Linked DNA regions of Homo sapiens: all the other regions are linked to region 3. The links are chromatin loops, found by intact Hi-C in ENCODE. Cell type or tissue: mammary epithelial cell. All regions are shown on one strand.

Region 1 (8,000 bases), 320 kb before region 3:
TTATAAATCTAATTTATCTGTGAGCCCTATTAAACAATAAAATAAAAAACAAAAGTGACAAAACTTTAACACAACAGAACGCGAACACACTCCCAAGTAGAGTCATTTCCTCAAACATCTAAATCAAAATACTAAGAGTTTGAGTGTAGCGAAATTTGATGGGTCAGCAAATATTCTTCATTTTCACTTGGAATAGCCTAGGAGAGGCAGTCTGTTAAAACACAGGGTATGCACAGCCCTTCCCCTTCCTAAATCAACAAAGTCATTTTAGAGGACTTGCTTCTTCCAGTCTAAAATATTAACAATTGAAACTAGATGTAAAAAAGTTGAATCTCAGAGACAACATCACCAAAGGCTAAGGCTCCCCCAAGGCACAATAGAGAATGGCAGCAATGACCATTACTATTACTCTTTCGAGGGCAATTCAGGTGATTTACTGTTCCCAAGGAGAGACTCAAGTATCTCAGAAGGTATTCAATCCACCTCAAAAATAAAGCATAGAAAATGCACTTTTACTAAGCCTGTTGATTCATGAAATCAATGCTCTGCACCCATATACAGAAAGAAGGAAACCATTTGTGAATTAACTACTAGTTTTAAGGTATGCTGAATTTCTCTCTCGAATTGTTTATAAGTATTTTGTTTGAAGACTTAAAAAAATTTTTTCATTCACACCCTGCCAAGACTCATTATTGAAGACTTAAACTGGGCACATGGTATTGTACTTGATACTATGAAGGTCTCAAAATTAAAATGGATAACCCCATCTTTTTTGTTATTGTTTTATTTATTTAATATTTTTAAGACAGGGTCTCACTCTGTTTCCCAGGCCAGAGCATAGGAGCACAATCATAGCTCACTGCAGCCTCAATCTCCCTGGCTCAAGCACTCCAGCTGCCTCAGCCTCCTGAGTAGCTGGGACTACAGGTGCATGCCACCATACCCAGCTAATTCTTTTTTTTTTTTTTTTTGAGACAGAGTCTCAATCTGTTGCCCAGGCTGGAGTGCAGTGGTGCCATCTCGGCTCACTGCAAGCTCCGCCTCCCAGGTTCATGCCATTCTCCTGCCTCAGCCTCCCAAGTAGCTGGGACTACAGGTGCTCGCCACCACGCCCGGCTAATTTTTTGTATTTTTAGTAGAGATGGGGACCATGTTAGCCGGGATGATCTTGATCTCCTGACCTCATAATCCACCCGCCTCGGCCTCCCAAAGTGCTGGGATTACAGGTGTGAGCCACCACGCTCGGCCGCTAATTCTTTAAAATTTTTAGTAGACATTAAGTATCACTATGTTGCCTAGGCTGGTCTTGAACTCCTGGGCTCAAGCGATCCTCCTGCCTTGGCCACCCAAAGTGCTGGGATTACAAGCGTTAGCCACTGCACCTGGTCTGATAACCCCATCTTTATACTGTTGAACAATTTGGAAATTCCTAAGGCTTTATTTTATTTTACTTTGGAAAACGAAGACCCTTCATTTAACCTGCCTTGCACCAGGCATGCTGAAAGTATACTGGTGGACAAACCAGACTGAAATCCTTGCCTTCATGATGCTTTAACCGGGGGAGTGCCGGGCAGATTGACAGATGATAGATAAATGAAATATACAGTATGCTAAAGAACAAAGTTGAGAAAGGGGGTAAAGACTGCAATGGGGACAGGATGTTACCATCTTAAACCGAGTGGGCAGGGAAATCTTCACAGAGAAAGGGATATCTGAGTATAGAACTGAAGGTGAAGGAGGAAGCCAGGCCATTATCAGGGACAAGTGTTCAGGCAGATGGAATAGCTAGCGCAAATGCCCTGAAGCAGGAGTGCCTGGTATGTTCAAGAAATATTTAGGCATGGAAGCTACTGTGGCAGCAGCAAAGTGGGTAAGAAGGTGAATAGTAGAACTGAGGCCATCTGAATCATGTAGGGCCTTGAAAACCACTGGAAAGAAAGGACTTTGTCTTTTGCTAGGAGTGAGATGAGAAGCCACTGGAGGATTCTGAATAGAGGAGTGACATGACTTGACTTGTTTTAACAGTATCACTATGGATGCTGTGTTGAGAGTACACTCCAGAAGGCAAGAGGTAAAACAGGAAGACTGGCTAGGCCATTGAAATAATCCAATGGATCACTGAGATCTTGAGAAGAGGTCAAATGCTAGACAGGTATTTAAAATTTTTATTATAGAATTTTTCAAACATAATAAAAAGTAGAAAGAATAGCATTATGAACCCTTGTGTACCCACATCCAGCTTCTACACTTATCGATTTATGGCCAAACTTGTTTCATTTATACTCCCCATACTATTTCCTCTGCCAATAGAGTCCTCTGAAGTAAACCCCAGACATCTGATCATTTTATCTATCTATACCTCATTCTCCACCCCTCCAGCTTAGCCTTGGGGAGCAGCAGACTGAAGAGTGTTTCAGATGCGTTAAAAATCCAGGTAGAGACGTTAAGAGGGCAAGCAAGGCACACAGGGTATGTACAGACTGGAGACAAGGGAATGCGGTGGAAACCCAGGGTCTTCTAATAGGGCACTCCGACCTTAGAGGATTAACTGTGATGGCCCCAGCAGGGTGCCCAATGCAAAGCGGCTCTGTATATTATAACAATCAGTTATTTTTGTACCTTTCTCTTTCTTTCTCTAAAAAAGTGTAAGTTCTAGAAATGCTATTACGACTCTAGTTTTTGAAACACATTCCTAAGAAATGTAGAAGCAAAAGCACAACAAATGATTTTAGCAAGTTTTACACAGCATTTACAGGATACGCTATGCTTAATTCAACTCACTGGTAAAAATACGATTCACTGTAATGGATTTAACTCTTCACCTGTGAAGTGGCTTATTTGAATCAAACCACCCTATCCATTTTTAAAGAAAAAACAAGCAATTATTAAAGAGTTGTGGAAAAGCAAGATAATGTGATTTTTAGAAGGGAATGGTTAGCTGTATTTCATTACATCTTAAATATCTGGATACCCCTAATGTCTTTCAAGATGTCACTGAGAGTTCGTTCTGGTCCCGCAGGTCGCGGCAGCGTGTGTCTTTGTCCTGCTCAGGCCCCGGACCCTTACTCCACTCTTGGACACTCATCTTGGAAAGCCGCGGCAATGGCAGGAGAAATGGCTGCCCCAGCAAAGTGTCACAGGAATCATGCCTGGTCACCTTTACACAAACAGAACCACCGGTTTACCTGGCTTAAAAGTTTTGCTGGACCCAAGAAACGGGTAGATTTCGGATACTTCTGCGCTTCCGAGGGGTCGGGAAAGGCTCTGCGGTTCTAACTAACCCACGACTGCCCGGGGGTACCGAGCATTTTAGCTGTGGGGTCTCCCCCGCGCCAGCCTCTGGGCGCCCGGTCCCACAAATCTCATTGTGTCCTCGGTTCTGCCCGCGCCGGCTAGGCGTTCGTCTTCGCGTTTCTGGCTGAAACCCACTGTCTTTGGAGATTCCGACCCAACGAGGCCGAAACTAAGCCGGGAGACCTCCCAGGTAAGGAGCACCGAGATCGCCCCGAGGTGCGCGCCCCGCCCCGCGCCCGGAAGGACGGCGGCTCGGCCGCACCTGCGTCCGCAGAGCGAAACCTGGCGGGACGCGGGCCTCCCCGGATCCCTGGCTCCGGCCTCCCCCGCGGGCTATGGCAGGCTGAGCGCCGAGCGCGGGCAGCCGTCCGTCGCAGCACACCTGGGCCGGGGGCCGCCGGGCCCTCCTCTCCCGGTCACGTGGCCCCACCCCGGTCCCACTTACCTGCGCAGCCGCCAGGAAGAGCGCGCACGCTGCCCAGGACTCTGAAACCGGTATCGGGCTCCCGGGGTGGGGGCGGGGCCGGGACGGGACGAGCCCAGCTTTCCCCGCCCGGCTTTGCCCCGCCCGGATCTGTCGGCCCGACAACCGCTCTGGGCCCAGGCTGCTCGGTGCCACCAGCCGGCACGTCGCGGCAATGACCACACACTGGGCTCTTTTGGAAAGAGTTTACAGTTCTCATCGCAACGTTGCCATCCTCTTCCCTATCTTTTGAAAAGTTTGACACTGGGGGAGGGAGATTGGTGCACTGTGCTTAAGGACCCATGGCAGCGAGTGCGTGCTAGATAATGTTAAAAGACAGGAGAAACAAAATTAAATTCAACATTTTAATTGTGATATAACTTATGTAAATACTTTCCAAAAAGTATCTAAGATATTCCACTGTACAACACATCAAAACTATCTGAGAAGCGGGAGACAATAAAGTGTAAATAAGGCACACAGTTTACACTCGTAATTGCATCCTAAACTGTTGAATAGTTGATATTTACAACCCCCCAATAACGTTTTTGCATCCTGAATTAGTCCTTCACATCTTGATATTTGGCATAATGTTCAAACACACTTTATACACACTGACCGCTCCTTAAACCACTCACAGATTTAATAAATACCGAAAAAATTAAGAGATTTGAAGGCTTGATCTTCTATTTACTTCAAGATGACAGAAGAGTAGGTTTCTTGTGATGAAATACTACAAGAATGAAGAATTAACAAACTGTTGTGTAATTCATCAGAAAAGCATATTAACTCTGCTGAAGTACCACTGAATGAAACAAAAATGAAGCTGTGAAGTAGCAATCTGATTAGCAGGCTGGCTTCTATGTCCCATCACTCTCGTAGTCTTCTATTATTATGTTTTCTTCCATGTCTCCTTGGGCTGAAAAGGGCTGGGGCTGGCTAGCAGGCAGTTCACTGGCACTATTCTGACTCAAAGGAAGAGACCAGGTTTCCGGCACAGTGGCTTGAGTGGGTTCACCCAGAGATTCCTCTGCAGAATGTCCTCCATTAAGCTGGGCTTCATCTCCGCTGTCAGGGTCTATCATTCCATGTTCCCTGTCAGTCAGGGCTTCCATTTTCAATCTGTCAGATTCACAGTGCAGGCATTAATAAGAACCAAAGGAGAAGATTTTTAAATTACACCATGAGTGTGATGATTATGAAGCCATCTTTCATTTACCTACATTGTGCTGTTTAGCTAGTCCCTTTAACTATAAAAACAAAACTACAAGGTAAATGACAAACTGAATAAGTTCCTACAACTTAAAATACAAAAAGGAGCTGAACACGATGGCTCATGCCTGTACTATCTGCACTGTGGGAGGCCAAGGCAGGCAGATCACTTGAGGCCAGGAGTTCAAGACCAGCCTGGCCAACATGGCAAAAACCCATCTCTATTGAAAATAGAAAAATTAGCCAGGCGTGGTGGCACGCATCTGTAATCCCAGCTACTCAGGAGGCTGAGGCAGGAGAATTGTTTGAACCCAGGAGGCAGAAGCTGCAGTGAGCCAAGCTCGTGCCACTGAACTCCAGCCTGTACGACAGAGCAAGACTCTGTCTCCAAACAAAAAACAAACAAACAAAAAAACCAAACCAAACCACAACAACAAAAACACCTAAAAATAAAAAGAAATAATGTCTTCAGTAAAGAATTTTTCTTTTTTCTTTTTTTTCATTGAGACTGTCTTTCTCTATCGCCCAGGCAGGAGTGCAGTGGTGCAATCTCAGTTTACTGCAACCTCTGCCTCCCAGGTTCAAGCGATTCTCCTGCCTCAGCCTCCCAAGTAGCTGGGATTACAGGCACATGCCATCATGCCCAACTAATTTGTATTTTTAGTAGAGATGGGGTTTCACCATGTTGGCCAGGGTAATCTTGAACTCCCGAACTCAGGTGATCCATCTGCCTCCGCCTCCCAAAGTGCGGGGATTACAAGTGTGAGCCACCACACCCAGCCTTCAGTAAAGAATTTTTACAAATTAAAAAGGAAAAAATGAAATAGAAAAATGGGCACAAACATGGACAACTTATAAAACAAATACAAATGGTTCCTAAATTGTTAAATCTAATTTGTAATTTTAAAAATGAAAATTAACATAATGAGCTACTACTGTCATCTTTTTTTTTTTTTGAGACAGTCTTGCTCTGTCACCCAGGCTACAGGGCAGTAGCACGATCTTGGCTCACTGCAACCTCCACTTCAGGTTCAAGCGATTCTCCTGTCTCAGCCTCTGGAGTAGCAGGGATTACACGCGGGCACCACCACACCCAGCTAGTTTTTGTATTTTTAGCAGAGATAGGGTTTCACCATGTTGGCCAGGCTGGTCTCGAACTCCTGACCTTAGATGATCCACCCACCTCAGCCTCCCAAAGTGCTGGGATTACAAGCATGAGCCACTGCGCCTGGCCTATTACTGTCATCTTCTAAACTGGCAAAGATACTTTTAAAACCCAGTGGTGGCAAGGGTTAGGAGAAAAGAACATACTGATACACTGTAAGTGGATACAAAACTGGCAAAATATTCTTGCCAACAATTTGGCAATAAAGAGGAAAAGCCCCAAAAGGTATATACCTATTGATCCAGCAATTTCATTTGTAGGAATTCACCCTAAGTAAATAGTATTTGAAGTGCATGATGACTTATCTATAAGGCTGGGATAGTAAAAGCTGAAAAAAAGCTAAATGGGCAAAAATAACGTGTAGGTTGAATTACAGGAAATTAAACACCTATTAAATATTAAGTATTAATATTTAATACTAAATACTAAACATATGAACAATGGTTTTAAATATGGTCAACATAAATAAAAGATAGTACCAGTCATTGTAATATATAGCACTGAAAATACTGCCTCTCGTGGCCAGGCGTGGTGGCTCACGCCTGTAATCCCAGCACTTTGGGAGGCCGAAGTGGGCGGATCACGAGGTCAGGAGATCAAGACCATCCTGGCTAACACAGTGAAACCCTGTCTCTACTAAAAATACAAAAAATTAGCTGGGCGTGGTGGCGGGCGCCTGTAGTCCCAGCTACTCGGCAGGCTGAGGCAGGAGAATGGTGTGAGCCCAGAAGGTGGAGCTTGCAGTGAGCCGAGATCGTGCTACTGCACTCCAGCCTGGGCGATAAAGCTAGACTCCGTCTACAAAAAAAAAAGAAAAGAAAATACTGCCTCTCAAGTCACATCAAGTAGGTAGTTGAACCAATAATAAAATAGTGAAGATTCTCATTCAATTTAGCCTTGTGTAAATTGCAGCAACTCAATACATCTCAGGAGCAAAAATACAATAGAACATACTTGTCTTTATTTTGATGCCATAATCTTAGGGGGTTGGGGAGAGAAGCCATCAAAGAGACTTGGTCCTGCTTTCATTCAGAGGGATGTGAGAAGAAAAGCAGTGTTTATGAAATGTGTAAGCCCTGATCACATCCCAGTGGGACGATGCTTCAAGATCCATCCATCATGGTCTTTCTGCGATAGGAAAGATGGGCCCCACATAGCTAAGCCAGTATACAGAAAAAAACATTAACACTACAAAGGCCTTAATGAATCTTGGAGGGTAAAGAGGGGGAAAAAGCTCACATCACAGGAGTTTTCCATTTGGGACCAGAAATAGGAGAAAAGGTAGGAGGAGTCAGAGGTGCCATTTCTATCACTTACTTTTGTCCATGCATTCAGTAAGCAAGATTTTTTTAAATCTTTTTTTTGAGATGGAGTTTTGCTTTTGTTGCCCAGGCTGGGGTGCAATGGTGTGATCTTGGCTCACTGCAACCTCCACCTCCTGGGTTGAAGCGATTCTCCTGCCTCAGCCTCCTGAGTAGCTGGGATTACAGGCATGTGCCACCACACCCAGCTAAATTTTGTATTTTTAGTAGAGACACGGTTTCACCATGTTGTCCAGGCTGGTCTTGAACTCCTTATCTCAGGTGATCCACCTGCCTCGGGCTCCCAAAGTGCTGGGATTACAAGCATAAGCCACCACGCCCGGCCATTTTTAAAATCTTTAAACAATTCCTAAGTGCTTAATTCGATCTTACAAATAAGCTAAGTCAAACTGAAATATAAGTTTTGTGTTAATCACTGATAATGGCACAGAAGCTACTTTCCAATAAAATGAACAGTATATATATATATATATATATATATATATATAGACAGACATCTATTTTTTGCTTGTTTAAATTTTCTAAAATAAGAAAATATGAAGGA
Region 2 (8,000 bases), 71 kb after region 3:
TGTTTTCCTCTATTGATTTCATGGAAGGCTTCCCTCTAATGTAGCATACATTGGCCCTGCCTGTGCAAAGCTTCTTTTCTCTCCAACAAGCAGGAGACTTGTGTCTTTAGCTCTTTTTCTGCAAGAGCTGCACTCTCCCGTTCTCTTGTGGCCATGGCAGATGATTTCTCGTCACCTCCTCCCTCTCCGCCAACTTCCTTTCCTCCATCCAATTTCTTTTATGACAGGAGTTCCTCTTGGTTGAAGTTAACATTAAAACAGTTAACTTTGTTTTTTTTTTGAGATGGAGTTTGACTCTTGTTGCCCAGGCTGGAGTGCAATGGTGTGATCTCGGCTCACTGCAACCTCTGCCTCCCGGATTCAAGTGAATCTCCTGCCTCAGCCTCCCAAGTAGCTGGGATTACAGGCATGTGCCACCATGCCTGGCTAATTTTGTATTTTAAGTAGAGACAGGGTTTCTCCATGTTGGTCAGGCTGGTCTCGAACTCCTGACCTCAGGTGATCCGCCCGCCTCGGCCTCCCAAAGTGCTGGGATTATAGGCGTGAACCATCATGCCTGGCCAACAGTTAACTTTTAACTGAAGCTGAAGTTAAAACAGTTTCTTCATAGGCAGACATATGAATGCTATAATTTTCTTTTGATAATATCTAATGTGCTCTCTCCTCATATCACCAAGCAGTAATTTTGAATCTTATTGTTTTGTCCTTTGTGCCAGGGTTCTCAAGATGTCTTACATGAAAAAAGCTCTGTGGCACATTACATTTGGGAGCTGCTGATTAAAGACATATAAGCTCTTTTGCTGACCATTTTTCCAGAACCTTGACTGGAATGTTAATATCCATTGTAAATCTCTAAGTGGGTACCAGTGTTCTGCAAAGCACTCTGGGAAATGTTTCCCTTTCCTTTATCTTTTTTAGCCAGTCCCAATGTATTATAACTTGAGTGAAACAGAGCTGTCCTATACGCCACTCTCAGCATACTGAGACATCCAAAGGAAATCCAAGTCTGGCTGAAAAAATCACCCACCTTGAAAAACAACGTATGTTGATCAAGACAGATGCCTCTTGGAGAGGGAGCCAAAGGATAACTGCACCACCCGGGATCATCTTTATAGATCTCTCTTCCTGAAGGCCACCTCAGCACCCTAGCTGCTTCTCAATGTCTCTCTGCAGCCTCTTTTCTGTAAACTCTAGCCCTTTGATTTTTCCTCTCACCTCCGAGGTCTATTATATTCTTTCCAGATGAGCTCCATACTCTTTCTCATGAGTAAATTAATTTGACCTTTCTTGGGCTCTTCCAGCTTTTCATTTTACCCAACACTGAGATCATTGCAACAGTTTCCAGAAGTTAGACAGAGCAAAGTCTTTTCTCTGATTCTTCCTCAGAAGGCATGGGAGGGCCAGAAGGTCACTCTAGGGGCTTTGGAAGGAGCATATACAACACCCCTCTTTCCTGGGTAATGAAACATGGAATAAATTGATGAAGAACAGCTTTGTTCCTAATAGAGGTAACTGGGGAATGAAACTTACACTTACTGAAAGAGTCGTGGGCAGATCTGGGCCAGCACAGCAAGGTGGCAGCTTACTGTGTGTGGAAGACAATGCCTACTTCCCAAGAAGGGGCCACTGTGAAAGAAAGATGCCGTCCCCAGAAGGGGCTCAGCCATACATGCTTGGTTCTCTCTTCCCATTTCATTTCTTCCAGTGGGTGTCCTGGTCACAACCTCTGTGCCTAACACAACAACTTTCTCTAGAATATTTATTTGTAATACCTTAGGCCTGGCCACATTTGTCTGGGACAAATAATAAATAAATTACAAATAAATATTTCACATTTGTGAAGTATCCAAATTGCACAGGGCCCACCTTCTCCCACCCACTCCTCCCACTCTAGACTCATGAACACTGTAGAAATTGGTCCATGGCATTTGCACAGAATGTCACCCATGGCTGAGTTGTACTTTGTCTTAGACCAATAGAAAGTTATGCTTGTTTTTCCTTCTCAGGGACTTGTTGGTTTTGTAGGAAGGGTCTGTAAACCCATGAGTCAATAAGATACCCTTGCTTTAGATCTTCACCTACTTAACAGTCTAGCCACTGATATGACGTGGTAGCAGTCTATATCAGCCTGCTGACAGAGGGTTCATGTTGGGGGATGTATTTTATATTTTAATTCGCATATTTTCCTGAGCACGCATTTCTTCTGACCTATGCCTGAGCAGCCTCTCAAACCAGCATGGAAGCATTATGTTTTGCCATCGAGTGCTGGGGGCTCCAACTAAAGTTGTGTGACCATCTTTGGGTGCCTCCTGCTTCAAACACATGTCTTCTTCAGACTTCGCTTGGCTTCTCAGCCATCTGAAGTCCTCTACAGACTCTGATGATATCAGAAGATGAGAAATTAGGATTAGTCTCATTTTTTGGGAGCTCCCATTCAAATACAGCAGAGGTACAATGAGATGGAGACATAGCTCAATATTGCAGCTCTGTAGTTCTTGCCACTCCAATTTAAAAAGCTGTAGGCTGGGCGCGGTAGCTCACACCTGTAATCCCAGCACTTTGGGAGGCCAAGGCGGGCAGATTACAAGGTCAGGAGATCAACCATCCTGGCTAACACGGTGAAACCCCGTCTCTACTAAAAATACAAAAAATTAGCTGGGCGTGGTGGCGGGTGCCTGTAGTCCCAGCTACTCGGGAGGCTGAGGCAGGAGAATGGTGTGAACCTGGGAGGCGGAGCTTGCAGTGAGCCGAGATCGCGCCACTGCACTCCAGCCTGGGCGACAGAGCGAGAATCCGTCTCAAAAAAAACCAAAAAAACCCCCCCAAAAACAAAAAAAACTGTAAAGAGAGTCCTTGGACTCCCCTGATCTGTGATTCTAGAGAACTGTGTTGCTCAAAGCAGGAGATAGACCCTTCCATGTGGGGTGTTGTTATGGTGGCACTTACTTTCTTCCTCTTTGTATCTTTATCTTATCTGAGGTGCATGCAGATGACTGGAATTGAGGAAGGCAGTTTTTAAGGCTCCTGGGTAAGCATGAATCCAGTGGTATTTGCTGATCAGTGTATTCATCTAGTTCCACATTGAGGATTTCTTCTCCATTGAAGGAAGCAACGCTTCATTAGGCCTATTTAGCTCCTATGATGCCTCTTTCACTTCATCCCTTTCTCCAGTGTCCAACTTCAGTTTCCTCTCCTCCTTCAGTCTCCTCTCCTCTCCTTCATGAAGGCTTCCTTGACCACCAAAGCCCATTGAAATTTTGTCATCTCAGTGATGTTCACTGACTTAGCTTTATTGAGCACCCGTGTTGTGCCAGGTGCTGGGCGGAGAATGTGAATCGACAAAGATGAGCAACAAGTTCCAACTCTTGAACTATATGCAGGAATAGTCATAGCCCTTTTTATCTTTGCAATTGAATGCAGTCTGTTAAACAGCTCTAGGGAGGCACCGTTCATGTGGTTTTCTTTGTGAATGGTGCCCCCTAGAGTTGGACAACTCAAAGGGCATGCTGAGGGTGAAACTTGAAGGGCGATTTGTTAGTCAACTTCAAGGGTTGATTGAATGTTAATCACATATTGCCATGCATTTTTTTTTGCAATCTAATTATAAACTTTTTGAGGGTAAGGGTTATATTTTGATAGTTTTTGTATCTTTATGCATAGGGTTTAGCATGCTGTTTTTTCCTTTAATCAAAATTCAGGAAATACTTAATTGAGTTATTGAAATAGCTTTCTTGGTGAGATTATCAAATTAACTTGTACACTGTTTCGGGAGCAGCTGGATACCAGTTTCTTATCCATCACTGTGAGGGCGTGGAGGGGAGAATGGAGAATCAATTTTTATAAAGCTCTCCAGGCGATTCTCTTCAGACCATTTAGAAAATGTTGTCCCAAGATTTCAGCATATGAATATCAGGAAGCAGATTGACATAAAACTCTTCAATGTGCCACAAACAGCCAAGAAAGTGATGTTAAATTTAGGGTCCACTAGAAATCTCCATAGAATGGAATAAAACTATAAAAATTAAAAGAGAACATAATTAACAAGAATTAAGGGAAGGAGAAAGACTGGTGAAATCATGATGTTTCAGTTACCAATGCTGCATAACACACCATAAAAAACCAAAGCTGGCCAGATGCAGTGGCTCACACCTGTAATCCCAGCACTTTGGGAGGCCGATGTGGGCGGATTACCTGAGGTTGGGAGTTTGAGACCAGCCTGATCAACATGGAGAAACCTCATCTCTACTAAAAATACAAAATTAGCCAGGTGTGGTGGCACATGCCTGTAATCCCAGCTACTCGGGAGGCTGAGGCAGGAGAATCGCTTGAACCCAGGAGGCAGAGGTTGCAGTGAGCCGAGATCACACCATTGCACTCCAGCCTGGGCAACAAGAGCAAAACTCCATCTCAAACAAACAAACAAACACAACCAAAATGGAGTGGCTCAAAGCAACTATCATGCATTATTTCTCATGATTATGTGAGTTGACTGGGCTAAGCTCGGTGGTTTCTCTGCTCCATGTGGTGGAGCTGTGGTCATTCATGCAGCTGTATTCAGCTGGGAGCTTGGCTGGAGCTGGAACATCCAAGATGGCCTCATATTGTGCAGAGCTTTCTGCCTGTGATATCTTATCCAGTAGTCTAGCCTCAACTTCTTCTTCTCTTTTTTCTGGAAAAAAAAAAGAATATATTTATTGATGAGACAAACATGAAGGGATTATTTATTACTTTTGGGCAGCTGGACTGAGGGAGACCAGCCAGCACTGGCTCACAGTGGGAACCAAATAGTGGGGCCAAGATGGGTGAAATTTTCTGATGCACCCACATTCACTCCTGGAATCATCCAGGAATTCACCTATGGCATCTCCAGACACAGAAACACTCTTCTCATGGATGCCATAAGCTCTGAGAATTGGCAAAAACCTTAGATGTCATCCAAAAATCTATATGTGTCCTTGAGACCTCTTTCCTTCATTCTTCACTTCTGATCCACCATCAAGTCATGCTGATCTGTCTCCAAAATATCTTCCAAATCTGTGCATTTTTACCAAGGCCACTGTCACCACCCTGGTTATGGTCACCAACATTGTATACCTCCAGTTGGCTTCCCTGTTTTATTTGATCAGCTCTTCTTGAGACCACACACATGCATTTTCCATGTGCAAATCAAATGATGCCACACCCCTGCTTGGAGCTCCAGGAATTTCTCTTGCACCCAGAGTAAAATCCCAGCTCCTGAACAGGGGTATTAATTTCTAGGGCTGCCTTAACAAACAAAACACCACAAACTGGATGGCTTAAAATGACAGACATTGATTCTTTCACAGTTATGGTGGCCAGAAGTCTGAAATCAAGGAGTCAACAGAGCTGTGCTCCCTCCAAAGGCTCTGGAGGAGAATTGGTTCATGCCTGTCTCCCAGCTTTTGGTGGTGGCCAGCAGTCCTTGGCATTCCTTGGTTTGCAGCTGTGTCACTCTCATCTCTGCCTCTGTCACTATGTGACATTTTTGCTGTGCATCTCTGTTTTCACATGACTTTCCTTTTCTCATAAGGATGCCAGTCAAACTGGATTAGGTCCCACCCTAGTGACCTCATCTTAACTTGATTCCATCTGCAAAGAGCCTATTTCCAAATAAGCTCACAGTTATAGGTACCAGAGGTTAGGACTTCAACATATCTTTTTGGGTAGCGCCAGCTTCATTACAGCATGACAGCTGGCTTCTAAGAAGAGGAAGCAGAATTTGCAATTCTCTTAAGGTCTGGGTTTAGAAGTCTCAGAATTCCATTCCTTTCCCTCCCCTCCCCTCCCCTCCCCTCCCCTCCCCTCCCCTCCCCTTCGCTTCCCTTGACAGGGTCTGGCTCTGTTGCCCAGGCTGGAGTGCAGTGGTGCAATCTTGGCTCACTGCAACCTCCGCCTCCTGGGCTCAAGCCATCCTCCCACCTCAGCCTCCCAAGGAACTGGGACCACAGGCATATGCCACCACACCCGGCTAATTTCTTTAAATTTTTTTGTGGAGACGAGGTTTTGTCATGTTGCCCAGGCTGGTCTCAAACTTCTGAGCTCAAGCTATCTGCCTGCCTCAGCCTCCCAAAGTACTGGGATTACAGATATGAGCCACCATGCCCCACCAGCTGGTGCTACATCCTTTTGGACAAGACAAGTGATAGGGCCAGCCCAGATTCTAGGGGAGGAGAAATAGACTCCACCTCTCAATCTGTATACAGAGAGGGGAAGAATTGTTGGAGGCCATATTTGATTAGTATCTACCACACATTTTCATAGCCACATCTGACACACAGTAAGAAGTGGCTATACTTTTGGGCCATCTAAATTTAAGCCAAAAACCAAACCAAAACAAACAAACAAACAAACAAAAAAACTGCTACAGGATCCATGTAACGGAATGCTATTCAGTAACAAAAAGGAGCAAAATACTGATACATGTGATAACATGGATGCTCAACCTCAAAAACATCATGCTAAGTGAGAGAAGCCAGACAGAAAACCCACATATTGTAGGATTCCATTTGTGTGAAAAGTCCAAAAAAGCAAATCTAAAAGAGAAAAAGTTGATTAGTAGTTGCTTGGGGTTGGAGGAAGGAATGAGGATTAATTGTAAATGGGCATTGAGAGATCTTACTAGCGTAATAAAAATAAAAACTGGAAAAAATAAAAAATATAACTAGACGATGTGGATGGTTACACAAGTGAGTAAATTTATTAAAAAATCATTGAATTATACATGTAGAAGGAGTGAATCTTATGGCATACATTTATTTTTATGGCATAAAAATATATATTTATGACGTATCTATTTCAGTAAAGTTATTAAGAAAATACGGGATGGTGGCTTTTAATTCAAAAGACATGCTCCTAAAGATCTTGCCTAATTCAAACCTTGCACAATTTCAAGTTAATTTTCCCATAGAAATAGAAGTAAAGTAGAAGGGATGTGTCTTCAAAGTGCAAAGCCCCACACCTATTGTGGTCTATTTTTGCCTTTGTTTTCTCAGCCTTACATCATTTACACAGTGCTCCCTCTTAATTTAACAACAGAGCATATCAAGGTTGATATCTGGCCTTCCTCATAACTTTTTATCACATCTAACTTCCAGTCCACAGCTATTGATTTTCCAGCACGTTTTTCAGCAGTAGGGCCATCACTTACATGAGCTGTTGGATGACACTGTTATAGACTATTCAAAAGACTTTAATTCTTAACTACTGTGAAATTTAAAATAAGACCCTGATGGCCACTAAGACCATTGGCCGAAGTGTGGTTGTGCCTGCACAACAGTGCTTGTTGATTAACGATGGCAGGTATTTCTGTAACCCGTTAAAGTGACACTTTCCAATGCAGTAACAAAAACACAGCTTACAAACTTCTCAGCCTGCCCCCTTGAAATTTTGCAAATTTTGACAAATTTCCACATTTAAGGAGATTCATATGTTTTAAATTTTGGTCACAAAGTGAAACTTTATTATTATTACTTTGTGTATTGCACTATTTGAAATAATGCAAATTCACAGGAGTGGCAAATGTACTACATTGCAGAGTCGGTGATGGGGAGAACTTGCCAGCCTAGTTCTCCCTGCCTCCCCCATGTTATTGAGATGGAAAAACTTCCAACATTCAGCATGTGCAGTCCAGATGGCTCAGAAGCCCTTTGTATTTGCATCTATTCAATTTGTAAGGAGTTTGTGTTCCATGAATTTGCATTAGGTTTCAGGTTAGACTCAATAATCCTAAATACCAAGTGAAATTGTGCCTGATCCATTCAGCCTCTGGAGCTTGTCAGAAACTCCAAAATTGGCTTGAATTTTCTTCAAGGATTTATGAATCTGGGCTGAATTTGAGGTTCGTAAAGTGATCCAGCCAGAGTTGCTTAGTCTGGGATTTCAGAACACGTGTTTCACACATTTCTCTCTACACATCAAGCAAGTTGTCATCGTCTGCTGGATTTGTGTCCTGCTCTCCCTAAATGACCTCGCTACCCATT
Region 3 (8,000 bases):
TGAGTATTTATTAAATGAATTGAACTTGAATTACACACTGATTTTTATTTTTTAGCCAGAGAACTGTTGAGCTACTGCAGTAGGCAAAGCCCAAGAGGCAGGTTTGAACCTAAATCCAGATTTCAGTAATTCCATGTTTAGAGAACCAGGGAATTTTCTTTGATTGAACCCCCGGGTTCAAGCAATTCTCCTGCCTCAGCCTCCTGAGTAGCTGGGATTACAGGTGCCTGCCACCATGTCAGGCTAATTTTTGTATTTTTAGTAGATGGGTTTTTGCCATGCTGGTTGGCCAGGCTGGTCTCATACTTCTGACCTCAGGTGATCCACCCACCTTGGCCTCCCAAACAAAGTGCTAGGATTACAGGCATGAGCCACCGCGCCTGGCGAGAACCAGGGAATTTTCTAAACCTTCACAGAAAAGTCCAGTGATAACCTTTGACAAGACTAGTTAATGGGAAATAATGGTTTATAAATTGGGGGTGTGGGGGGATGGGCCAGGCATGGTGGCTCATGCCTGGGAAGCCTAGGCAGAATGATTACTTGAGTCCAGGAGTTCAAGACCAACCTGGGCAATACAGCGAGACCCCGTCTCTCCAAAAAGTTTTTAAAAATTAGCCTCCCTCTCCTCTCCTCTCCCGTCTCCACGTCCTGATAAATCGACGCCATTGTTTTTCCTTCATAACATGAACTAGGAATGTCTGCTTATCAATATAGGTTACTTAGCCTGGTTTTTCATCTTTAGCCCAACAGTTCATTAATTGGAACTTTAAAAATCAAAGAATCCAGGCCAGGCATGGTAGCTCATGCCTGTAATCCCAGCACTTTGGGAGGCTGAGGTGGGACGACTGCTTGAGCCCAGAAGTTCGAGATCAACCTGGGCAACATAGCAAGACCTCATCTCTACTAAAAATTAAAGAATGAACTGGGCATGATGGTGCACATCTGCAATCTCACATACTGGGACCTCATCTCTACTAAAAATTAAAGAATGAACTGGGCATGATGGTGCACATCTGCAATCTCACATACTGGGGAGGCTGAGGTGGAAGGATTGCTTAAGCCCAGGAGTTTGAGATTGCAGTGAGCCATGATTATTTTACTGCACTCCATCCTGGGCAACAGAGGAACTGAACTTGTCAGAAAGAAAAGAAAGGGAAGGGGAAGAAAGGAAGGAATGAAGGAAGGGAAGGAAAGAAAAAGAGAAGAAAGAGCAGGGCGCAGTGGCTCACGCCTGTAATCCCAACACTTTGGGAGGCCCAGGCGGGCGGATCACGAGGTCAGGAGATCGAGACCATCCTGGCTAACACGGTGAAACCCCGTCTCTACTAAAAATACAAAAAATTAGCCCGGCGCGGTGGTGGGCGTCTGTAGTCCCAGCTACTCGGGAGGCTGAGGCAGGAGAATGGTGCGAATCCGGGAGGCGGAGCTTGCAGTGAGCCGAGATCGCGCCACTGCACTCCAGCCTGGGCGACATAGCGAGACTCCGCCTCAAAAAAAAAAAAAAAAAAAAAAAAGAAAAAGAGAGGAAGGGAAGAAACAACTAAAATCTCTAAGGGTGTTTTTTGTGTTCTGTTTTTTTCTAGTACATATACATTTACTTTTTTTTTGTTGTTGTTGGTTTTTTGTGGGGGTTTTTTTGGGGTTTTTTTTTGGAGGGGAAAGGCGGGGCAGGGTTTTGCACTGTCACCCAGGCTGCAGTGCACTTATAGGATCATAGCTCACTGCAGCCTTGACCTCCCAGGCTCAAGTGATCCTTCTGCCTTAGCCTCCCAAGTAGCTGGAACTATAGGCACTGCCACTGTGCCTGGCTAATTTTTATATTTTGTAGAGACAGGGGTCTCACTGTGTTACTAGGGCTGGTCTCAAACTCTAGGGCTCAAGTGATCCTCCTGCTTTAGCCTACGTTTACTTTATACCTAGACAATTGCTGGAGATTTGGTAAGTTTTCCAGAAGGGTCCTTCTGGAAGGTTGAAGCCTGGCTTTTGGGATATTGGAGTTAAATGAGAGAATGGTAAGCAGAGTTAAGAGGGGAAACTTCTTTTTAATTTCCACATTTTCCGTCCAGGACCTCATCCTTCCTTTACTCTTGCAACCTGGAATCCATCAAAATTCAACCAGTCAGGAGTTGAATTTGATTCTGCAATAAACTACAATAGAAGGGCAACTCTGCTAAGTAAGTAGTACAAATAAAATAGCAAAGGATTGTTTACCACATTTCCCTACCTGAGACAATACACTCTTTACACTCTTGAATAAACAGCACTTTTAAACTACTCATTTAAAAATAATTTCCAGTTTACGTAAAAGTTACAAGAGTAGTATATCCTTTACCTGGACTCTGTAATTGTTAATGTATCGTCCTGTGTTTTATTATTCTCTCTCCCTCTGAATGCACACACAGAGGTATTTTTTTCCCCTGGACTATTTGAGAGTAAGTTACATACTTCATGCTTCTTTATCCTTAAATACTTGTTTTTCCCAAGAACGTGGACATTCTCTTATAAAACCAGCAGAGCTGTCTACTTCAGGAAATTTAAGTGATATGCTTTTTTTTGAGACAGAGTCTCGCTCTGTCACCCAGGCTGGAGTGCAGTGGTGCGATCTCGGCTCACTGCAACCTCTGCCTCCTGGGTTCAAGCCATTCTCCTGCCTCAACTTCCTGAGTGGCTGGGATTACAGGCGCATACCACGTCCAACTAATTTTTTTTTTTTTTTTGGTATTTTTAGTAGAGATGGGGTCTCACCATGTTGGCCAGGCTGGTCTCGAACCCCTGACCTCAGATGATCCACCTGCCTTGGCCTCCCAAAGTGTTGGGATTACAGGTGTGAGCCACTGCGACCGGCCTGATATGAAACTTTTATTTAATCTACTGTCCATAGTCCAGTTTTGTCAATTGACCCAGTAACATCCTTTAAAGCACTTTTCCCCTACTACCAAATCAGACCAGAATTGCCTATTGCATTTAGTTGTCATGTCTCAAGAATTAACATCTGATATGCTGTTATTTACAAAATGAGATGCTCAAAATAGATTAGAAAATTAAATTTATGCTACAAAAATGCAGTTGGTTTAAGTTCTGTCCTATGTGGTGTTCTTCCCTTTTCATAACAAATGCTTATGTTGGGCGGGCGCGGTGGCTCATGCCTGTAATCCCGGCACTTTGGAAGACCGAGGCAGGCCGATCACGAGGTCGGGAGCTCAAGACCAGCCACACCAACATGGAGAAACCTCGTCTCTACTAAAAATACAAAACATTAGCCAGGCGTGGTGGAGTATGTCTATAATCCCAGCTCCTCGGGAGGCTGAGGCAGGAGAATCTTTTGAACCCGGGAAGCGGAGGTTGTCGTGAGCCGAGATCGCGCCATTGCACTCCAGCCTGGGAACAAGAGCGAAACTCCGTCTCAAAAAAAAAAAAAAAAAAAAAAGTTACGTTATAATGCTATTACTACAGTTCTAAAGAATTTATCACATTTATCACTTTCTTTAAATATCAAAGAAGTATTTATTCCAGAATGGGAAGAACTCGTTAAAAATGGAGGCAAAGAACACCAGTTCCAGCCAAATTGCAGGGCTGTATTTTGTGCATTTTCGACACTATCTCAGAACTTAGGAAGGATACACTAGAAAGTGGTCGCTGCACCTGTTGGTCCCTTACTTTTCGGGTTGGTGGGAGAATTGAAGAGAGGAAGTGGGAATTTTCACTTTTTACTCTATGAATTGCTTTGCTGTTTAGATTTTTTTTTGACAACGAGGACACATTTCTTATTTAAGAACAAAATAAAAAAAGAAAACGGGGCTGGACCCTCGATGTGCTCAGTTAATCTGAACATCCAAGTTCCCCTGAACATCCAAGTTCACGTATGTACTTTGGTTTCGTCGCCTGAAGAGAGCTGATGGTGACACCTTCCCCTAATTTATGCAGGGAAACGTCAGAAAGGTTAAGTAGTCGCCAGACTATTTCAGGGAGAAACAGCCAAGAGAAAGGCTTCTCACAGATCAGAAAAACCTCTCACGTGAACTGGCGGGCAGTTCTAAGACTGACTGTCTGCCTTGTAACCCAGAAATTCAAGCAGAAGCTTTTTGGCTTTAGCGCCTTCCTTCTGCAGCAGGCACCCGAAGAGCCCGGGGAGCCCGGAGGCAGCCTGCGCGCAGGGAGGCAGGCAGGGGGAGAGGGCGCGCCGACCCCGGGACGTCCCGGGCTGTCAGCGGAGACCGGAGGGAGGCCGGAGAAAGTGCATCCTGAGCGACCCGGCCGGTCGCTGCCTTCCGGATCGGTCCCTTACCGAGCGCTGGGTACGTCCACCGGCCCAAGGCCGCCGCCGCCGCCGGGGCCGGCCAGCACGTCCCCGCCGTATTTCTCCTCCATCCCGGGGCTCACGAGCCGCCGCCGCTGCCCCTGTCGCGGGGTCTCCTCATGTCTCGCCGCTGCCGCGGAACAGCGGGTGCAGGCGCGTCACTCCCCCATGGCAGAGACCCCGTCGGGCTCCTGCAGGCCGGGCCGCCACTGCCGCCGTCGCCGGCTCCGGCTCACTAGCACACACGCGTCGGGACTAGGCCGCGATCAGTTCCGGCGGCGCCAGGTTCCCGGGAAGCAGCGGCGGTAGGGACGTTGCCAAGCCACGTCATCAGGCCCAGCAACCCTCACTCCCGGGGGAGTGCCCAGCCTTGCGTCTGCGCAAGCAGAACACTCGCCTTTCCTCGTCCCTTAGGCTCCTCCCGCCACGTTGTGTCGCATTGAAGCTCCGCCTCCTATCAGCCTCTCCGGGTGGCGCTCCCTGTGCACTTACCTGTCCCTACAGTGCCACCTATGGGCCGTCAGAAGTACAGCGGATTCCTGTAGGGCAGAGGGGGAGGGCGTGGAAAATGTACAGCGTGTGTGATTAAACAAAGCTCACCAATCTTTTCCTCTGCGTTAGGGATTCTTTTTTTTTTTGTTTTGAGATGGAGTTTCGCTCCTGTTGCCCAGGCTGGAGTGCAATGGCGCGATCTCGGCTCACGGCAACTTCCACCTCCCAGGTTCAAGCGATTCTCCTGCCTCAGTCTCCCAAGTAGCTGGGATTACAGGCATGTGCCACCACACCTGGCTAATTTTGTATTTTTAGTAGAGACGGGGTTTCTCCATGTTGGTCAGGCTGGTCTCGAACTCCTGACCTCAGGTGATCCACCCACCTCGGCCTCCCAAAGTGCTGCGATTACAGGAGTGAGCCACCGCACTCGGCCTAGAGATTCTTAATCTAGGTTAACATACCCTCTGCCTCTAAGTTTTTGTGAGTATGGATCATTTTTGTGATGAGAAGGCCCGAAGTCTTAAAAGTTCACGTGCCCTTCCCCCAACCAGAGATAACTATTTTTGAAGCTGTAGAGAATCAATTACAAATAGTGGTACGGCCATTTCTTTTGAACAATGCCTTTGATGGACTTTGGAGAGGAGAAACTAGTATTGACCAAAATTTGCCTCCTCAGCAAACTATCCCAGGGCAATTTTCTAGGAGTGACCACGTGCGAAACTTCATGGCCTTCTCTCCTACTCCTAAGGGAACCTAAAGGCAATTTCCAGATTTCTAAAGAAACATTCTTATCCTGGGCAACATGGCAAAACCCTGTCTCTATCAAAAATACAAAAACAATTAGCCAGGCGTGGCATATGCCTGTGGTCCCAGCCACTCAGGAGGGAGAGGCGGAAGGATCGCTTGAACGTGGGAGGTCAAGGTTGCAATAAGGCATGATCATGCTACTGTGCTCCAGCCTGGGCAACAGAGCAAGACCGTCTCTGGAAAAAAAAAAAAAAAGAAAGAAAAAGAAAGGATTCTTCTTTGCCACAGGGAGCCTGGGGTCATCTATCAAATAAAGTAACGGAGGAAGGTGACTGCTTTTGTGGCTTTTTGTGTGGGGCCTGGAGTACTGGTAACCGTTGTTGCTAGAGGCCCTGGAATCCAACTGTGTGAGGACAGAACATAGGAGAAGGAAGAGGATTTTGTTAAGTGTTGCTGCAAACTGTTTTGTCTCCTTTTTGAAAAGGAAAGCGTTGATTTTCTTTAAATTCTGCCTGTGAAACTGTGTAATCCAGGCACATCTGTAAAAACAGGTCAGGTAGTGTTACCTGAAAAGGGGGTCCCCATCCAGACCCCAGGAGAGCTTGGATCTCACGCAAGAAAGAATTCGAGGCAAGTCCATACAGTAAAGTGAAAGCAAGTTTATTAAAAAAGTAAAGGAATAAAAGAATGGCTACTCCATAGGCAGAGGGCACAGTGGCTCATGCCTGTAATCCCAGCAGTTGGGAGGCTGAGGCGGGTGGATCACCTGAGGTCAGGAGTTTGAGACCAGCCTGACCAACATGGCGAAACCCTGTCTCTACTAAAAATACAAAATTAGTCGGGTGGGGTGGTGCATGCCTGTACTCCCAGCTACTCGGGAGGCTGAGGAGGAGAATGGCTTGAACCCGGAGATGGAGGTTGCAGTGAGCCAAGATCGCGCCATTGCACTCCAGCCTGGGCAACAAGAGTGAAACTCCGTCTCAAAAAAAAAAAAATAATAATAGTAATAAGAATGCCCAACCTCCTGGGAATGCAGCCGAGTAAGTCTCCCCCTTGTTTTACCCAGCCCCTATTCAAGATGGAGGCACTCTGGGTCAAACGCCTCTGACAAGTAGGACTGGGTATTATAAAGGTTATTTTTCTGTTGCTAAAAATTTAGGAATGTGGGTTCCTGTGTCAGTCTTGGTTTGAATCCCAACTCTGCCACTTAGTAATTGTGGGATCTTGGGTCAGTTAGTTGGCCTTTCTGCGCCACAGTTTTTTTTTTATATGCAAAGTAGGAATAGTAATATTTATATTGTAGGGTTGTTGGGAGGATTATACATGTGTTAATAAGTGAAAAGTCTCTAGAACTTGCTAGGTTTTGAAGGGAACAGGAGGGTTAAAGAAAGACACACACACACACACACACACACACACACACACACACACACACACACAGAAAGAGGGCGGCTCGACAGTAAATGCAGGCTTTATGTCCAGCATAAAACCTACAGATGTGGGGGACCAGCTTAATGCCAGAGCCCACCACTGCTTATAGGCTGGGGGTATTTATAGGTATGGGCGGTAAGGGTCTGGGCAGTATGGCTTGCTGCCTGGCAGGATATTGATAAGATGTTCCTGTGATGAGGCAGTTCTGGCCCTTGTTCTGGCAGATGTCATCATGGTATTCCTTGGAACTTTGCCCAGCAAGATATGATAGGGATGTTTCTTTATTTGGGCCTTTGTCTGCCTTGTGGTCAAGTGGTTAGACAGGATGTTTCTTACAGCCCCGAACCCCTGTGAAATGTTTCACTTTGACCAAGGTCTGCAAAATTAGTGGGGAGCTTACAAAATGGTGCAGTTTGGACTAACAGAACTGTTGTCAGAGGCGTTTGAACCGGGGCAACTCCATCTTGAATAGGAGCTGGGTAAAATAAGGCTGAGACCTACTGGGCTGTATTCCCAGACAGTTAAGACATTCTAAGAGATGTCTATGGGGGTAGCCATTCTTTATTCTTTATTCCTTTACTTTCCTAATAAACTTGCTTTCACTTTATGGACTTGCCCTGAATTTTTTTTTTATTTGGACACGGAGTTTTGCTCTTGTTGCCCAGGCTGGAGTGCAATGGCATGATCTCGGCTCACTGCAACCTCCACCTCCCAGGTTCAAGCGATTCTCCTACCTCAGCCTCCCCAGTAGCTGGGACTACAGGCATGCGCCACCACACCCAGCTAATTTTGTATTTTTAGTAGAGACAGGGTTTCTCCATGTTGGTCAGGCTGGTCTCGAACTCCTGATCTTGGGTGATCCACCTGCCTCGGCCTCCCAAAGTGCTGGGATTACAGGCGTGAGCCACCAAGCCTGGCCCTGAATTCTTTCTTTCATGAGCTCCAAGAACCCTGTCTTGAGGTCTGGATCTGGACCCCTTTCCTGTAGCACTATGAATAGTATAAAATGTCACTCAATAGATGTTAAATATTA

The links. Peaks named below come from ENCODE experiments on the same cell type or tissue, not always from the same donor. Only the 100,000 strongest peaks of a DNase experiment are listed, where the experiment ranks them.
Region 1: a loop joins it to region 3, with 9 times the contacts of the local background. A loop is called at or near these places in 3 of 110 quality-filtered maps.
Region 2: it touches region 3 in a loop (6-fold over the local background); 5 of 110 quality-filtered maps call a loop at or near these places.

Annotation. Positions count from the first base shown.
Region 1 is chr5:69,410,910-69,418,909 of GRCh38, reverse strand. It overlaps RAD17 (RAD17 checkpoint clamp loader component), which reads right to left. Exons shown (of 19, transcript NM_133338.3): 19 at 4,109-4,879. The coding sequence ends at 4,618. MARVELD2 (MARVEL domain containing 2) reads right to left here and starts at 3,794. Exons shown (of 7, transcript NM_001038603.3): 1 at 3,740-3,794. RefSeq lists enhancers at 2,251-3,133, 3,134-4,017. In mammary epithelial cell, a CTCF peak has its summit at 3,920 (motif pointing left); DNase peaks (open chromatin) are centred at 2,009 and 3,769; H3K4me3 peaks cover 2,238 bases; H3K27ac peaks cover 3,042 bases.
Region 2 is chr5:69,019,828-69,027,827 of GRCh38, reverse strand. The region is part of intron 1 of LINC02198 (long intergenic non-protein coding RNA 2198); the gene reads left to right. Among named protein-coding and RNA genes, the nearest start is that of LINC02198, 6.1 kb to the left of the region's middle. In mammary epithelial cell, a CTCF peak has its summit at 3,484 (motif pointing left); no DNase peak of the experiment used is centred here.
Region 3 is chr5:69,090,624-69,098,623 of GRCh38, reverse strand. It overlaps SLC30A5 (solute carrier family 30 member 5), which reads right to left and starts at 4,610. Exons shown (of 16, transcript NM_022902.5): 1 at 4,286-4,610. The coding sequence starts at 4,368. RefSeq lists silencers at 3,828-4,122, 4,168-4,457, 4,788-4,897 and an enhancer at 4,588-4,687. In mammary epithelial cell, a CTCF peak has its summit at 4,809 (motif pointing left); a DNase peak (open chromatin) is centred at 4,693; H3K4me3 peaks cover 1,442 bases; H3K27ac peaks cover 1,372 bases.